2 separate regions of the Mus musculus genome follow, and region 2 is linked to region 1. The links are chromatin loops, found by intact Hi-C in ENCODE. Cell type or tissue: left cerebral cortex. All regions are shown on one strand. Each heading gives the region's core, and the rest is flanking DNA. Links, peaks and the distances in the headings are about the cores only. Region 1 has its middle 180 kb from the start of 4930591A17Rik. Region 2 has its middle 24 kb from the start of 4930591A17Rik.

Evidence for each region. Hi-C counts contacts between places; a loop is a spot of excess contacts. Peaks named below come from ENCODE experiments on the same cell type or tissue, not always from the same donor. Only the 100,000 strongest peaks of a DNase experiment are listed, where the experiment ranks them.
Region 2: it touches region 1 in a loop (5-fold over the local background); 2 of 42 quality-filtered maps call a loop at or near these places.

Annotation. Positions count from the first base shown.
Region 1 is chr2:179,234,452-179,242,787 of GRCm38, forward strand. No RefSeq gene overlaps it. Among named protein-coding and RNA genes, the nearest start is that of 4930591A17Rik, 180 kb to the right of the region's middle. In left cerebral cortex, for the core only: a CTCF peak has its summit at 4,056; DNase peaks (open chromatin) are centred at 3,919 and 5,406; H3K27ac peaks cover 752 bases.
Region 2 is chr2:179,387,097-179,395,432 of GRCm38, forward strand. No RefSeq gene overlaps it. Among named protein-coding and RNA genes, the nearest start is that of 4930591A17Rik, 24 kb to the right of the region's middle. In left cerebral cortex, for the core only: no CTCF peak of the experiment used is centred there; DNase peaks (open chromatin) are centred at 3,621 and 3,901.

The DNA.
Region 1 (8,336 bases), core at 141-8,140:
CTGAGGAGGAGGAGGAGAAAGAAGAGGAGGAAGAAGAGGAGGAAGAGGAGGAGGAGGAAGAGGAAGGCAGCTTATCATCAAGCCATGGGGAGCAATCCAGTAAGAAGCATTCATCTATGGCCTCTGCCTCAGTTCCTGCCTCTGAGATCTTGCCATGACTTCTCTCAAGATTCAAGGTGTTCATCACAGCAAATGATACCCTAAGACAAGCCTGTGATGATGGCATGGCTCACACTGCCCCAGGAAATGAAAGGCATGTAGCTCACACCTCCAATCTGACCCGAGTGGCTCTGCCAACTTCCTGCCAGCTCTCACTATGACTGTGACCTTCACCTGCACCACACAAGTCTTTTAGGATTTTAATCAGACCACACCAGACTGCTAAACACTCGCTTGAAGCAAATGCCTGCTCTGTGTGGGACCCAAGAATAAGGTAAACCTGAAGTAAACAGGGAAAGGGGGAGTCTACAAAGTGAGGCGTCCAAATCAGAGAACTGTGAAGGAAGCCAGAGAGAAAATTAAAAGACAAACAGGGCTTCAAACGGCTACACGAAATTAAACCTGCTATCGATGAAGACGAGGCGGTATTAAAAGTGGCCATCACCAGAAATGCGGGAGGCGCCGTGGTTATGAAGAGATAAGCGAGTTAAGAGAGAATTAATGCCAGTCAGTTTTAAATATAGATGGAACTGAAGTTAAAACATTTAACTTCTCAAAACTCGCACAAGAAACATAAACACCAACGGAGAGGCGTCCAATCCCCTTGTCTTCCCCTTTTATGGAAATTAAATGTCACCAAGTGCCTCACAAACAAAACTCAAGGCTGCCTGCCCCTTTCCAATAGTGCATCCCCCCCACCAGGGCGTGACCACCCTCCCTCTGACAGGAAACATCCAACAGGGCAAATTAAAAGGAAGAGAGGTTTCATCTGCTTACTGTTCCAGATGGTTCTGCCCAGTCAGTAAAGCCCAGGCACTTGGACCACTCATGAGCCATCATGGTGGTGCGAGAAGCAAGTGACACATGGTGGGGGGAAGGAGTGCAGACCATGTGTGACACGGGGACAGATAGGAATCAAAGAGAGGCTGGGGGTTACTATTGAAGGGTCAGGAGATACCCCAAGACCAAGTTCTCAGCACAGATGTGATTCATGTGCCCCAGAGGGACAGGCAGCAGGAGATAAGACACAAAGACTGGAGACAAAGGATGAGGGAGAAGAGGGTGAAAACAAAGGAGGGGGTGGGGAGGGATATTTGTTCCCTGGGAACAAAGGACTGCCTCAGAATACAGAAGAAACTGATGTGGCCCAGAGGCAAATGGCCATTTATGAAGGTACAAGGGGAACCCCATTTTAGGATGAGGTGCTTAAGTTGGACTGGGTGTGTTAATTAGGTGAGCCAAAGGGGCTTTTGATTGCTGAACCTCAGTACTTTGATAGCTGGACCTTGGTAGTCAGCCTCAGGAGGAGGAAGTAGCCAAATCAGGGAACTGACCTTGGTGGCAGCTAGCTGTAGGAACGGAATCTAATGGTTTTTAGCAAGGCAGGGAGGATTGGAGAGAAGGGCAAGGCCTGCCAGAGCCATGCTTGCCATGTTCGGGCTGGCTCAAGTCCCTTCAACTACAACCCTTGAGACAAACCCTAACGACTCACTTTCTGTTAGCCAACACCCAGCTCCAGAACTTTCCATAGCTGTTCAGAACCAAGTGTTCAGATCATGAGGCCTTGAGAGACTTTCATGTTGAAGCCCTGTGACTTGGGACTGCTGCCAACACTCCATTCATCAGCAGGATGATTTCAGAGCCAGGATTCAAGGTGTCCAAGGGTCGTGATTCTACTTCGCAGCCTCCGTGGATCAATCGTGGTATCAAATGCTGTAGTACAGTTTTCTAATCAGGGGTTTCTGGGAAGGTCCATGCAGAGATCTTCTGGCAGTTTCCTCAGGATTTGACATGAGTGTGGGGGTAAGGAGGAGACAGGGTCTGAAGAAAGTGAGAGGCAGCCCACAGCTCTGCAGGGTTCACAAGGCCATCTTATACCCCAAGGAGCCCACATACACTGGTGGGCCAGTCAGCTGTGCTGCCCAAGGAAGGTGACATGAGACAGCTCTGACCAAGGTGGTTCTCCTCAGAAAAGCCACCTCCCCAAGTGGGATTAAGCTGAACCCTGTACTCCAAGGTACTGTTGGAGCTGAGCATACACCTGTCCCTTACTTCATCCCAGGTTGCAAATGCACCATGCATCCAAGGTATTATGACTTCAACTCAGACCCAAGACAGACATGGGCATACCTCAGTCTCCTCAACTATCAACATGCAGAAATCACCACATTTCAAGACCGTATCAGTCAGCCCTGGGTTACAAAGCATCCAAAATGCCATTTATGCCATTTATATGGCATCAGTGAACACTGGAATATAAGTCTAGTTTCTGTTTTCAAAACTAGAGAGCGCAGCAGAGGAAAACTCCAGGAGGCCTAAGAACGTGGAGAAGCATACCACACTTCTGCACTGATGGCTTCCTCCAGATGTGTCTGTACCACTCCTGAGGTCAGGGGTGCTTCTCTATAAGTCCCTAGCAATGAATACGGAATGGACCCGGGTGTATTCGATATTTCTGTGACAGTCTTGACAAAAGTAACTTAAGAGATGAAGGGAGGGGCTGGTGAGATGACTCAGCAGTTAAGAGCACTGACTGCTCTCCCAGAGGTCCTGAGTTCAAATCCCAGCAACCACATGGTGGCTCACAACCATCTGTAATGGGATCCAATGTCCTCTTCTGGTGTGAGGCTGAAGACAGTTACAGTATACTCCTATAAATAAAAATTTAAAAATACATATTTAAAAAGAGAGAGGAAGGGTTTATCAGCCTATCACAGTAGCAAGAACATGGGTCTTACATTGCATCCAAGTCAAGGAAGGGGACAGAGAGACACGCTGACGCTCACCTTACTTTCTCCTTGTGATTCAGCCTGGGACCTGAGCAGCAGCAGGAGCAGCAGGGTCACTCTGTGGGAAGACCCAGCATGACCCCTAGCCCTAACTACAGGGCAACCACACATGGCTGATGCTACTTGGCACCAGAGTCCCCCTAGTGCAGCAAGACTCCATTGGAGTTGTATGATGTTTCACTACTCCTATGGAGCTGAGCATACACCTGTCCCTTACTTCATCCCAAGGTAACTGGAACCAGACCTTGTGGATGAGAGACTACAGCCCTTTGTTTTAGAAATGGGTCTCCTGGGAAAGAAGACAAACGGTCCTTCCAGCCTGCCCACTGCTTCAGATTAAGCCAGGCTGCTGGCCTTGGGGTATCTTTGCCAACCCAGGGGAAGATGGCCACTAATGAAATTAACTGAGATGAGACAGAGGTGAGACACAATACACCTCACACCCCTCAGTGTGTACTGAGAGACATTAGATGGGCATGAATTCCCTATTATGTAAGCCCATGCATTCTCCTCTCTCCCATAGTACTGGCATCTTGCAGCCTCAGAGCCCTGTCTGGTTCAATCACCGAGAACACTGACTTCCTGGATTGCTGTCCCCAGGTTTGTGTTAAACAGTGTCAACACACTGATTTGCCAGCTCTCTGCCTGGGACAGGGAAGACATGAACACCAGTGGTCTAGGCACTTCCTAATAGGGAACATGACAGAAAGGTAACCCCTGAGGACATAGAGGGACAGACAAGTCGTACCTGGCTTACTGCTTTGCTCTCTGCTATATCACAGGAAGCTGATCCAGTCACCGGGGAGAGGCTGTGTGGAGACAGCTGCTGTGCTTCCTCCCACCAAATGAGGTTTGACTGCTCGCTTATTTTGGATGACCATCTGGGAGGCAGCCACAATTCATGGTTTAGCTACATCCTGCCAGAAACCAAGTGCCCTATCCTTTTGTAGATGTTTGAAGGCTGAGCCCACAGAACCCACAAGAAGACAGTGCACAGCTTCGCCTGGTGGCACAGCCCGCGGGGCTGACACTTCCGACGCTCATCTTGACAGGAACGGAGCATGAAAAGCCAAGAAGCGAGCATCCTCCGTGTTCCCATCTGCAGCTGCTCTACCAGCCCCACCGCCAGGATGTCTTAGCTGGATCTTTCCAGCACTCTGCTTCCTGGGAAGTGTCACAGAGACACCACACAGGAGGAACACTACGTTGTCTTCCTTTTTTTTTTTGAGAACAGTCACTGAATCTTGTTGGTGAACTGCCAATATCCACCATGCCTCATTTTTAATGAGAGAGACTCTCCCTACAAGACAAAACAGTGTCACCAGGGTTTCTTTAAATCATTGTATCTACGTTCTGCATCTCAGAACACTCACCCATGCCAAGGCTGCAACTGGAAGGTTGGCGTTAACCCCTCTAAGCCTTGCACCATCAGAATGTGGATACATTGTTGCTTCTCGGAAGATGAGAGAAGCAGGGGCGAAAGCCAGCAGAAACTTCCCAACTTCCTCCCGGGCTCTTGCTGTGAAAATTAAAGTTGGGCGCTCACCAGGCTCTGTCCTGAAGCCCCAAAGCTTCTGCGGCTTACTCTAGCTGACACTTGCATATGTTCCCACGGATCAACACCAGTGGGGTCTATAATGAAGATACCCAGGCCTGTGGCAATGAGTCTGTCTGATTCCCTTGTCAGAAAGGCCTTCCCATAGCTCCCTCCTCAGTGCCCGACCTCTGAGAGATAAGAGGGATAAGGCACCATCCCCACTGGCATGGTCTGTGCCTTCCCTATGCTTTGGCACCCATTAGGCCTTCTTGTGACCACTTCTGCCCTTAGTGCATAGGAGGTCTTCATAATTCCCCAAAGACCAACAGGTGAAGCTATCCACCACCACTGGCAGAATCTTGAACCAACATTCAAGATGTGTGTCCTTGACTGAGGCATGGAAAGATGAAGATCTTGGCTTCTTACCTGCAAAACAAAGGATAATGGAGGCTACCTCTGCAGGTTGCTACAATCACAGATATCTATGGATGTGATGGCATCTGCCCGGCACCACAATGGCCTCAGAGCATGTCAGCTCTCCTTGATGACTGCTGATCTGGGATGTGTGCCTTGTGAATTTGGAACCAACTCTTTCAAAGATGTTTCCTCTTTCCAGAATGGGAGCCCACAGGGCAGTGTGGCCCAGGAGCTATGACTGCAGCAGAGCCGGACAGGGCCCCTCAGATCTGGGGGGTTGCAGGGACAGCAGCCAGGCCATTCTGCCATCCAGAAGTAAACACCATTGGGTTAAAAGTGCTCCATCTTGATCTTCTAACACACAATCTAATTTGCAAAGTGAATGTGAACACTTTTAGTCTAAGGAAGGGAGACTGGGGGAGGCTCTGCCCTGGTTTTGTTTTTCCTGTCCTCAGTTTTGATGAGTCACAAAGATGTCTGACAACAGATGCTGAAGGTACTCCTGCTAAGGTGTTCCTGCCGAGCAGCAGCCCTGTATCGGCACCAGTGTGCCGACAGTGTGAAGAACAGCAGGCCTACAGCATCAGGGAAGTGCAAGGAAGGGCTTCTCTCCCCAAGGTACTGTTGGGGCTTATATTTCCCCAGCTGTCTGACAGTCGTTCCTACACCATGGCCAAAGAGGCATGTGCCCTGGTACATGAGTGACAAGGGACAGCAGAAGCACCCATGTCTCCTGTGCTGCTTACTGCCATCAAAGTGGATGAATGAATAACAGGAACAATTGACATGGGCAACAGCTACATTGGCTCCCGGTTTCAGAGTCTTTGTATCCATCATCCTGGATACTTTGCAGTGGGATCCTGCCGCAGAGCTTATTCGCGGCAGCAGAGAGCAATATGGAACTAAAGGCAGGTATAACCCCATAAAAAAGTCTCCTCATAGTTGTTCACTTCCCCGCCCCAGGAAGACCCCATCTCCAGAAGGTTCCACAGTCTTTCAAACAAGTACACCATCTTGGGGACCAAGTTTCAGAGCATGAGCATGTAGGAGAGAGTTCATGGTCAAGCCATAAAGTTTCCATATTCATCTGTACAGCTCACTTATTTCCCAAGAGTGTAGAGATGCCATCTTTCATCCTCCACTAATTCATTAGTTCATTCCATACATACATATACCCATGCATGCATGCATCCATCCACTCACACATACATACATACATACATACATACATACATACATACATCTATTCATCCATCCATCCATATACCTACATACCCATCCATCCATTTATTCATCCAACAGCCCACCCATCCACCCACGTCCCCACACATACTTATATACACACACACATCCTTCCATCCATCCATTCATCCATCCTTACACCCACCCACCTATGGATCCACCCATCCATCCATACATACATACATACACCCATGCATACATGTATCCATGCATCTAACCATCCATCCATCTATCCACACAGCAACATACATATATATACACACGCATCCATCTGTCCATATACCCACACATACATACATACATACATACATACATACATACACTCCCATACACATGCATCCACCCACCCATCTATCCATCCATCCATCCATATGATCAATAAGAATGTCGCAGAAGTGCCTTCTCCATGCTCCTCTATACACTGAAACACAGATATAAGAGTGAAAATCACACAGACTCAAGCCCCGTGGGATGTTTCAGATGGGGACAGAACAGACAGTGACTGTAACAAGAGCTACCGAGAATCAGGATGTTCAGAACCAAGATAGCAGGGATAGGATTATGTAGCAGAGCCTCCTGGAGAAAGTGGTATTTGGTCTGAGATAGAATCTGGTGGTATTGAACCAGAAGAAATAAGTGAGTACCTACTCAGTCCTGGGAGCTCACTCTCTGCTCAAGGCAGCAGGTCAGATAGGGCTGACAGAGGCAGCTGTGATGGTGTGCACATCCCCCTAACCAGAGGACCAGCAGGTTGCACACACCTTTCTGAGTTTGCGTACGGTGTCAGTGGTTTGGATGGGCCTTCAGTGTGCCCTGCAAGGCTTTACATGTCAAAGGTTAACCTTCGGTGTGGAAACTCTAGGAGGTGGTAGAGCCTTAAAGTGAAGACCAAAAGTAAGGAAATCAGGCTACCAGGAGCCACCCTGGATGGAACTGATGTCGTTACCACAGTACTTGATTCTTCTCTGGAGAGCAAGCCTGGCTCTCCTCAATCCTCAGCTTCCAGTTTGCCCATGTGACTTCTTCTACACACTGCCTCCATGATGCTGGCCAGTAGAAGACTTCACAGAGGCCAGACAGACAGGGCTGCCAATAATGGACTTTCAGATTCCCGAACTGAGCTCCAAACCCTTTTTTTCTTAGACGTCACCTATAAGGTGTTCTTAGGACACCAACCCTCTCCCACAGGAAAGCCAAAAAGACTAGGGGATGGGAGACGGCCCCAGAAGAGATGTCTGTCTGTTAGCCTGCAACTGCTGAGGGCTTTTATCTCAAAAATACAGTGTTTCTGCAAGAAGGTACACATTTTCACATCTATTAAATTGCTTTGCATGAAAGTGTACTTTCCCGGTGCCATAGCAACCCAGATCCCTAATCTGATTTAAATTTTTTACCTAGTGTTGCGAGAGTTAATGTCACTCTGAAGTCAATGGCTGTGCCAGGCACATGAAGAACAGTTTCCAGAAAAACTGATAATCATCTCTGAAAAAAAGATGCCAGCCCACACCCGTGGGTGACAAGGGGCAAGCACTTCCACAGGACCCAGCTGAGTGACTGATAGTTTTCCCCATCTGTGGGGAAGAAATTAGACGAGTGTCCTAGGCATGTTGGAAGGGATCAGTGTCACAGGAAGTTAGAGAGGTTGGCCAGCTGTGTGAATGAACCTCTGCTGTGTGAAGGGCTCAGGACTCACATGCTCTGGACTGTCATCGGCAACCTTAGCCCTTCATTTCTAGAGCTGACCAGCTGTGGTGACATCACAAGGGGCACTTGGGACCTTCTCTGCCACACCATCACATTCACAGTGGGTCTTCTTCACCAGCATTCTCCGAAAGGTTCTTCTGCCTTGGAAGCAGGCATGAGTGGCAAGCATCCCTTCCAGGCATCCCTCTCAGCCCAGCTTCCTGCCCACGAGCACTACACACTGGGGCCCCAGGGAGGTCCATACTGCTCCCTCCAATATTCTGGAACTCCTCCCCTAAGAAACCATGGCCAATCTTGAACAGCCTCTTTAAACAATACTAAGGAGATGCTGGGCTGTTCTGTGAAATGAGAGACACTGCACACATCAACCCCCTTTAACAGCTGGTTCTTGTGCCTTAGATTCACACACCCCCTAAGCCTTACCTTTTAAAGTTATTATTACTTATAGAGTGGGTATGTGAATGCTAGGCAAGCAGGTGGTGGTCAGA
Region 2 (8,336 bases), core at 278-8,277, 150 kb after region 1:
CTCCATGGGTTCCCTGCCGTGACAGACTGTCCATCAAACTGTGTGCCGAAATAAGCAACTTCTCCTTTAAGGTGCTTTTGTGAGGATTTTAAAAAATATTTTCTTATTTATCCTTCTCTAATACACTACATCCCAACTGAGGTGTCCCCTCCCCCGACTCTTCCCAGTCCCTTCCCCTCACTTCCCTTCTTCCCCAGATCCACCCTTCCTCTATTTCCCTTCAGAGAAGAATAAGGATCCCAGGGATGTCAACTGAACGTGGAGTAACATGATACGCTCGGACTAGGCAGAAACCCCCATATCAAGGCTGGACAGAGCAACCCAACAGGAAGAAGGGGGTTCCGAGAACAGGAGTAAGGGTCAGAGATGCCCACACTCACACTGTTGAGAGTCCCACAAGAATACCAAGCTACACGAGCTACGTATGTATGTATGTATGTATGTATGTATGTATGTATGTGTCTATGTGTATATACATATATATGTGTATATATACATACATATATACACACATGTATATATGTATGATTATATGTATGTATACATGTGTGTATGTATGTGTATATACATATGTGTGTATATGTATGTGTATGTGTATATGTATGTAATGCAAACCAAGATAGATAAAAGGACTCTTGCTTTTCCTCGAAAATGTAGATTGAAGGACCCAGTGGCCAGTGTCCCACACAGCAGACTTGCTGTGCCTCCAAGGAGTGAGGGAGAAAGACATTCATCCCGAGCTCTGTACTCTGTCATGTTTTCTTTTCTTACCAACTCATCATGTCTAACCCAGAGCTGCTTGAGCGCAGGAGCCTTTGGAGGAGACATCAGAGCTGACATCAGCCCTCTTCCTTAACAGGCCAAGTGGACACCAGGAAGCTTGGCTGGAGGCTGGAAAGTGCAAGCAGCCTTGGCTCTGATCAGTTTGTACCAACCAGCAGCAGCCTTCCTTCTATCTCATTGTAAAGACGGCACAGCAATTGTAAGAGCCGCCGTGCTCCAAGCTGTAAGGGAGAAAATCAATTTCTCTTCTGCGGGGCTCACAATGTACCTGGAATTTTACCTGAACCGAGTAAACAAAATTGTCACCTAACATGAATGGGGAAAGAGGTGTTAGAAAAACTCTTTATCACTCTACTTCTAAAGCGCTCCTGTTATTATTGAAGTCTTACTGTGTTTTTCAAGGGATAGGTTATTAAGGGGCAACTTTAAGATGAAACCATTCTTCAGATATTTATAATAGAAACATTTTAAAACTTAAATCAGTGGTGGAAGATTGAAGCCATGCAGTTGAGACGACGATATATGTATGTGTGTGTGTGTATATATATATATATATATATATATATATATATACATATATATGTGTGTGTGTGTGTGTGTGTGTGTGTGTGTGTATTTTTTTTCCTATAACACATCCAGCCCATCTGGACCCTGCCTTTAGGCCCTGCTATCCAAATGTAGAAACAGTAGAGCCGCTGAAGGGTGAGCCAGTGACCAGTGACCTTGAATGTCCCCAGGTCATGGTGATCAACTGTATTTCTCTCTGGATGTAGAGCCCACGACACTGCCCCAGGGATGCTCCCAGGAGAACACAGCGAGTGCCTTGGATAGTGCAGGAAGGAATCCAATTCAGTCAGCCCAGACTCGGGTCTCTGAGACCAGTAGACCTGATGCTAACCCTAATCCCTAATCCTAACCCTCTATCGTCTTCTGATTGCATAATGGGAACGCTAGACAGAACCAGCTTTAGAAACCATCCTGGATATCATCTGGGTTATTGATATGCAATTGATACAACATGCCTTGTAATGTGCTGTTCTGAGCATTCAGGGTGTGTTGGCTGTGACCCAAGTGTATGCCTGGCATGCAACTGGTAATGTTAGAAGATGGGATCCAGGTACTCCTATGTGTTGGCTACAGAAATTTCTCTTCCCTACGCTTCATGATCATACCTGTCTTAAAGAACTCCATGAGGAGTTCACCTGACAAGTGAACTTGAGCCAAGCACCACGATTTGTTGGTTTTGTTTTTAGTACAAGCAGCCTGCTTCCTCTCAGTTTATCAGGATCCAGTTGTGCCCAAATGGACAGGACAAGGGTAGGGACTGATCGACAGCCGGACAGCATGAATGGAGAGAACTATCCGTCTCTGCTCCACCAAGGGGACAGATCCCGGGTAGGAAGAATGCTAGATACATGTGGAGAAGAAGCAGCTTGGTAAGCAGTCCCAGCACGTGCCTCCAAGGGTGAAGCGGATACACGCCATGCCACTCTCTAGGCTTCCATCACCTTCCCCTAAGCTTGCCTACCATGGGGAAGCATCTCTACAGGGATGGATCTCTTAGATTGATGCATGCAATAAAGAGGATTTATGAGACCAGCCTGCAAAGTGGGGTTGGTAGAGAGGCTTAGAACTCAGTAGTTTCCCATCCCTTGAGATTGAACAACTCTGGTGCTAAAGGACTGGAGGATTCCTGGAGAACCGCTGGTCTAAGAGCCATGCTAGAAGGTTGAAAGAGGAAAAACAGTGCAAAAGACCCACTTTCCAATAAGAAGCAAGCCTCTCTGGTTTCCCTCAGATCTGGGCCTCTAAGGGAAGGTTAAGGCCCCTTTCTGGAAGGAGCTTCTCTCCTTGGTTAATCCTCCCTGGCAAAACCCTCACAGACCAGCCCAGAGGCATGTCTCTAGGTTGACCCCAGATCCAGTCAATCTAACAATAAAGACTAGCCGCCACTGGGGTGGCTCAGCAGTTAATAGTATTTACTGCTCTTGCGGAGGACCCAGGTTCAGGTTCCAGTACCCACATGGTAGCTCAGCCATCTGTAACTCTACTTCATAGGATCACACACACACACACACACACACACACACACACACACACACACACACACTAAAATAAATGCATATTTTTTTAAAGATGAGACATCATCCCTAGAATTACAGTTTCCACTTTCAGGGAAGATGGTGTGAATTTACCAGTCAGTAAAAATGCCTGCAAATGCCTGCTGGACTCATCTCTCAAAGTGCTGCGAAGGCTTCCATTTACCAGGAAGAACCAATATTGCCACAGGGCTGTGACACTGCCTCTTTCCTGTGATGCCCTGTGCACTGGTGTATCTTTCAGGATGCCAGTGGTGGCTGAAAAGCTGTTGAGATGTTCTCAGAAACACGTTAGGTCTCATTCACGAGATCACCAATGGAAACACATAAGCAGAGCTCAGGGGCATCTCTGAGGGATTCTCATCCAAGAGAGTCTGCTTCTGTTGTAGGGTGGGCAAAGTGGAAACCAGGAGGGACAAGGAGTTGTGGTTCTGTGGGATTCCTGGTGTGCACTCAGAAGAAAGCTGATCCATGCTTCTTGACTGACACTGTCTCTTAGGCCAGATGGTTGTCCATATTAAATCTATCCAGCATGCTCAAGAGTGTGGACTGCAAAGAGCCACAAGCTCCAGGGTGCTCGCCGCTCACACTCACATACCAAGCCAAGAGCCCACCCATCAGGCTCACTCTCTCATTTTGTCTGTCTCATCTGCAAATACTTGAGGCATCCTCCTGCTGTCTGCAGCATGAGACTTGGGCCTGGCTCTCCAGCTGGTGACCTCATTCATCTAGAATGAGAGTTAACGGCTCCAAGAGCCTCTGCAACTTGCTTGAATCAGAATCTGGGGACTTACGTGTTATGGCAACAAAAATCTCTGCAGTGAGTTATTGCTTCCTCCATATGTTTGGAGGAATTACCTTTCACTCTGACTCTGCAATGTTCTTCTGGTCATCCAGGCTGTGGCCAGTCTCCCAGGTGACCAGCTCACCAAATCTAATGCTCCCAGGCCATCCCCAAAACTCCCTAACACCCTCTCCCACTCTGCACAAAGACGCACCATCTGCTTACAGACACTTGGAAGGGGATGCCTGTACCGTATGGGATGTTGATCATATGTTAGCCACTTCTACGAATGAAGAAATATTTTGAAAGCTGCCAAGCCACCTTCTTCATCCAGCATGCATGAAAAATTCATTGGGGTTGCTATTTGTCAGGGGACTGCAAACATTTCCTCTCATTTGTCTCCATCCTTGCTTACATTTCGACACCCAGCTCAGAAATCCACAGGCCCCACCATTTGGAGCCCTCCTTCCCTGCTCACGCCAGAACTATCCATCACTTACTTTCTAAGAATAGACAAGCTGTTGCTGCCTTCAGTTCCTTCGTCTGCGAAGGTAAACTATGCTGCTTGTGGACAGAGTAGGGTTCATGCCAGAGGAGGCGGATTTGTAGATCTAGGCTCAAAAGAAGAGACAGCGAGTCATTCTGAGGGCGTGGCTCCGTGATGGAGTACTTGGCTATAATGTACACAGCCCTGGGTTCACTCCCAGCAGAGGGGTAAAAATAGGAATAGTGAAGGTTCCACCCACCGCCCACTTTGCCCCTCTTGTCTAAGGGATAAACATCACTGGCAGAGTGTGAAGTCTTCGACATGCCTGGATGTTTGCTTGTTGCAACACAGTATTGTAGCATTAAAATTGTGAACTGGCTGTGTGGCGGGGGTTGGGAACATTGAATAGCTATTTGAAGTATTTGCATGATAAAAATGTCCAAACTGGAAATACCCAGAGGGCTGTGTTGATTTCTTTTCTTATTATTGGACAAAACCTCTAACAGAGGCAACTTAGAGAATGAAGCTTATTTTGACTCAGTTTGAAGTATCCTGAGTAGGGAAGTAAGCTGATCATGACAGGAAAGTTAAAGTGGAAGGAGATTGAGGCAGCTATTCACATTGTATCCTTAGCTGGTCACATTGTATCCATAGCTGGTCACATTTGCATCTACAGCTGGTTAAGTTGTATCCACAGCTGGTCGGTCACATTTGCATCCACAGCTGGTCACATTGTACCCACAGCTGGTCACATTGTACCCACAGCTGGTCACATTTACATCCACAGCTGGTCACATTGTACCCACAGCTAGTCACATTTACATCCACAGCTGGTCACATTGTCCCCACAGCTGGTCACATTGTCCCCACAGCTGGTCACATTGTACCCACAGCTGGTCACATTTACATCCACAGCTGGTCACATTGTACCCACAGCTGGTCACATTGTACCCACAGCTGGTCACATTGTGCCAGCAGTCAAGGATGCTGGTACTCAGCTCACTTTCTCCTTTTCATTTGCTCTGTAGCCCTAGCCCACAATGATGGTCCCCCCACCTTCAAAGTGGGTCCTCCCTCTTCAATTGTCCTAATCTAGAAAGTCCCTCACAGACATGCCCAGAAGTTTGTCTGTTAGGTGATCCTAAAATCTGTCAGATTGACAAAACTAATATTAACAGGGAATTATTTGTTTATTGCTTACTGTGAAGGGAGGGGAAGTATGTCTGTCTATGTGCATATGTGTGTGTGTAAGCATTGTGTATGCATGTATGTATGTGCATTGTGTACATGCATGTATGCATACATGCATGTTTGTGTGCATGTGCTCTGTTTGTACATCCATGCATATATATGTTCATGTGCATGTGTGCATGCACACACATGAGTGTAAACACATGCATGAACACAAACACTTATGTTTATGCATGCAAAAACACTTATTCATGAGATCAGAGGAAGGCATCCTTTGTCATTCTTCACCTGGTTTCCTAAAGGGTCTCCCACTGAACTGGAAACCCAAAGCTTCAGCTAGGCTATCTGACCAATAGGATCCCAGGAGTCTTCTCTCTCTACTCATTAATGCAGAGGTTACAGGCTCATGCAGACATGCACAGGTCTTTATGTACATGCTAGAGATTTGAACTCTGGTCTTCATGTTTGCAGAGCAAGCAATCTACCCACTGAGCCATCTCCACAGCCCTATTCCATAATTTTGAAAGACCATGCTATACGGTGGTTTTATCTGAGTCTGCCATGACTGTGGCCACCTTGAATGAGAGCAGCTGCATTCACTCTTCTGGGTGGGTGATGGGGGACAGACTGGCTGCTCCAGATGCCATTTCTTTCCCTGGGGCAAATGGCAAACAACTTTTGAGTGAAAACCTCCATGGTGTAGCTGCCTACATGTTGCCCATCACCTTGCAACTCACTTCTCACCATTGCTCCTGTAGCCCAGACAAACCCACTGGTTCAACAGCAGGACTTAGTGGAGTCACTTCTTTGACTTCCAGCATCTCATCTGAAATAAACAAGTGTTTTTTCATCTGTTTCCCCAGGAAAACACAATGGTCCTTTTTAGTTTGCCCTTTGCTCTTTAGCTGATTAGAAAGCTGTCTTGGGGTCCATAATCACTTTCTAGAGAATATTATAATAGATCTCAGTGCAGAACTGACACACACATACCATACACAAACACACCACAAATACATATATACCACACACATACATGACACATACACACACACACACACACACACACACACACACACACACATACACGGAGCTCATGCTCAGCTCCACTGATGGCACACATGGCCCTGAGAGAACCATGACAGGTCACATGACCACACCCCTGCCTGGCTTTGAGCTCTCAGTGGTTTAGCCATCCTCCCACCCTCAAGACCCAAACAACCCAGTTAATTGCTGAGGCCCCTGCTATTCGTCAGGCTGTGACACCACTATGCCCTCAGGACTCTGTTACTGTCAGACATTCATGCTCACTGGTCCCTCACACCTCAGAACATTTGCATATGTTGTCTGAACTCTTGGAAATCTTATAGGAACACACACTCCCATTCATAGGGACACACTCTGATTCTTAGGGACATATGCCCTCATTCATAGTGAACACCTGTTACGTTGTTTTTTGATTGACGTTTGTCATTCCTGTTGGGAATTACAGAGGCATTTGTCTGTTTTGACTGACACTACAACCCGGGTACATTTAGCTACAATACAGTAACTCAAGCTAAGCTTCTGTTTAATGAACGAATAGTCAGTTGAAAGATCAGCTCATGCTTTACTTAGACTGCACCATAATGTGAAAATTCCATTGAGCAGAATAACAGGCTTTCCTAAGACACCAGGGACAAAAATCATCCCTGTAGCCACTCTCATCCCCTTGTCTTCTGATCCCTGTTCCGAATGCTTCTGCCGCAGCCCTCTGTGAGTTCTGTGATCACATGTTTTTGAACCACGTGACGACCAGAATCGCTCGCTAGTCTGAGCTCCAATGTACACATGGAGAGACGACCTGCTGGCTCCAAAGTAAAAGTTGTGCTCCCCTTTGAAGCCAGCAGTCCAGCTGCATCACAGGGACGGCTTCGGGAGCAGGGCAGCTGAGGTTTCCTGTATTTACTTTCTCGGGAGCAGTGGTGGAGGCTCCAAGAGACTCTTGGGGACACATCCAATTGGAATGGGAAGTGCAAGGTGTCCGTTATGGGCTATGGGATCAGCTTCAATGGCACCCATATCACATACTTGTCTGAATCCTGGTTTGTCCTGTAGAGTTGCCCACATCCTGTAGGTGGCTTCCATCGTGTAGAGTAGTACTACCTGTTCTATAGAGTAGATTCTGCCTTGGAAGTGACTGTGTCCCACAGTGGGGACCCTGCCCTACTAGTGTAGATGAGAATAAAGAAATAGTCTAGGCCGTGTTCACTGTGCTCTACTTTCAGCATCATGTGCCTGTAACACTGTGACACCATCAGAATTGTCACACTGCCCATGCTGTGCTACACAGGTGCATCTTGACAAGCCCAGCCCTGCCTGCCCTGTTAAGAAGAAGCCAGACTACGCACAGCTGGCTTTCTCATCGCCTGCATCTCCAGGAGCAGGAGCTGGTGCCCTCCTCCAGTGGCTAGAGCCAAGGAGAAGGCAGAATCAGTATTATGTCTAGAAGCTGTAAACTATTGTCTTCCGGGGGGGGGGGGGGGCACTGGTCTTTGCAAGTGTTAAAAAATGCTTATCTTAAAACCTGACGTGATGGATTTGAAACCTGTGCTCCTAGCCCCATGGTATCATGGCAAGCAAGCCTGCAGCCTGTCTCCATTGAGGTGAACCTGAGAGGAAAATAGGAGTACCTAGCCTGAGCTCGAGATACGTGAGAGGCATGTTTGCTTTCAAAGAGATGTCTTGCTATAAATGAAACTGACCAGAGACAAAGCCTTTTCCACTGGCCCTGCATTTCCTGACAGGGAGAGGATGTTCAGCTAAGATCAGTCTCCAACACGGTGCTCTGTGGGACAGATACCACAAAACCGGTCACGCCACCTTCAAGGCTGAAAGGTGACTTGCCTCTGCCTTGAACAGCAAAAGGAAAGAAGTTCCATTGACTGTGGAAGGAAGACAGCTCTGGGATTGAAATGTTCCTAGAGAGCCACCTAATTTTTGTCTTTGTTTGGGG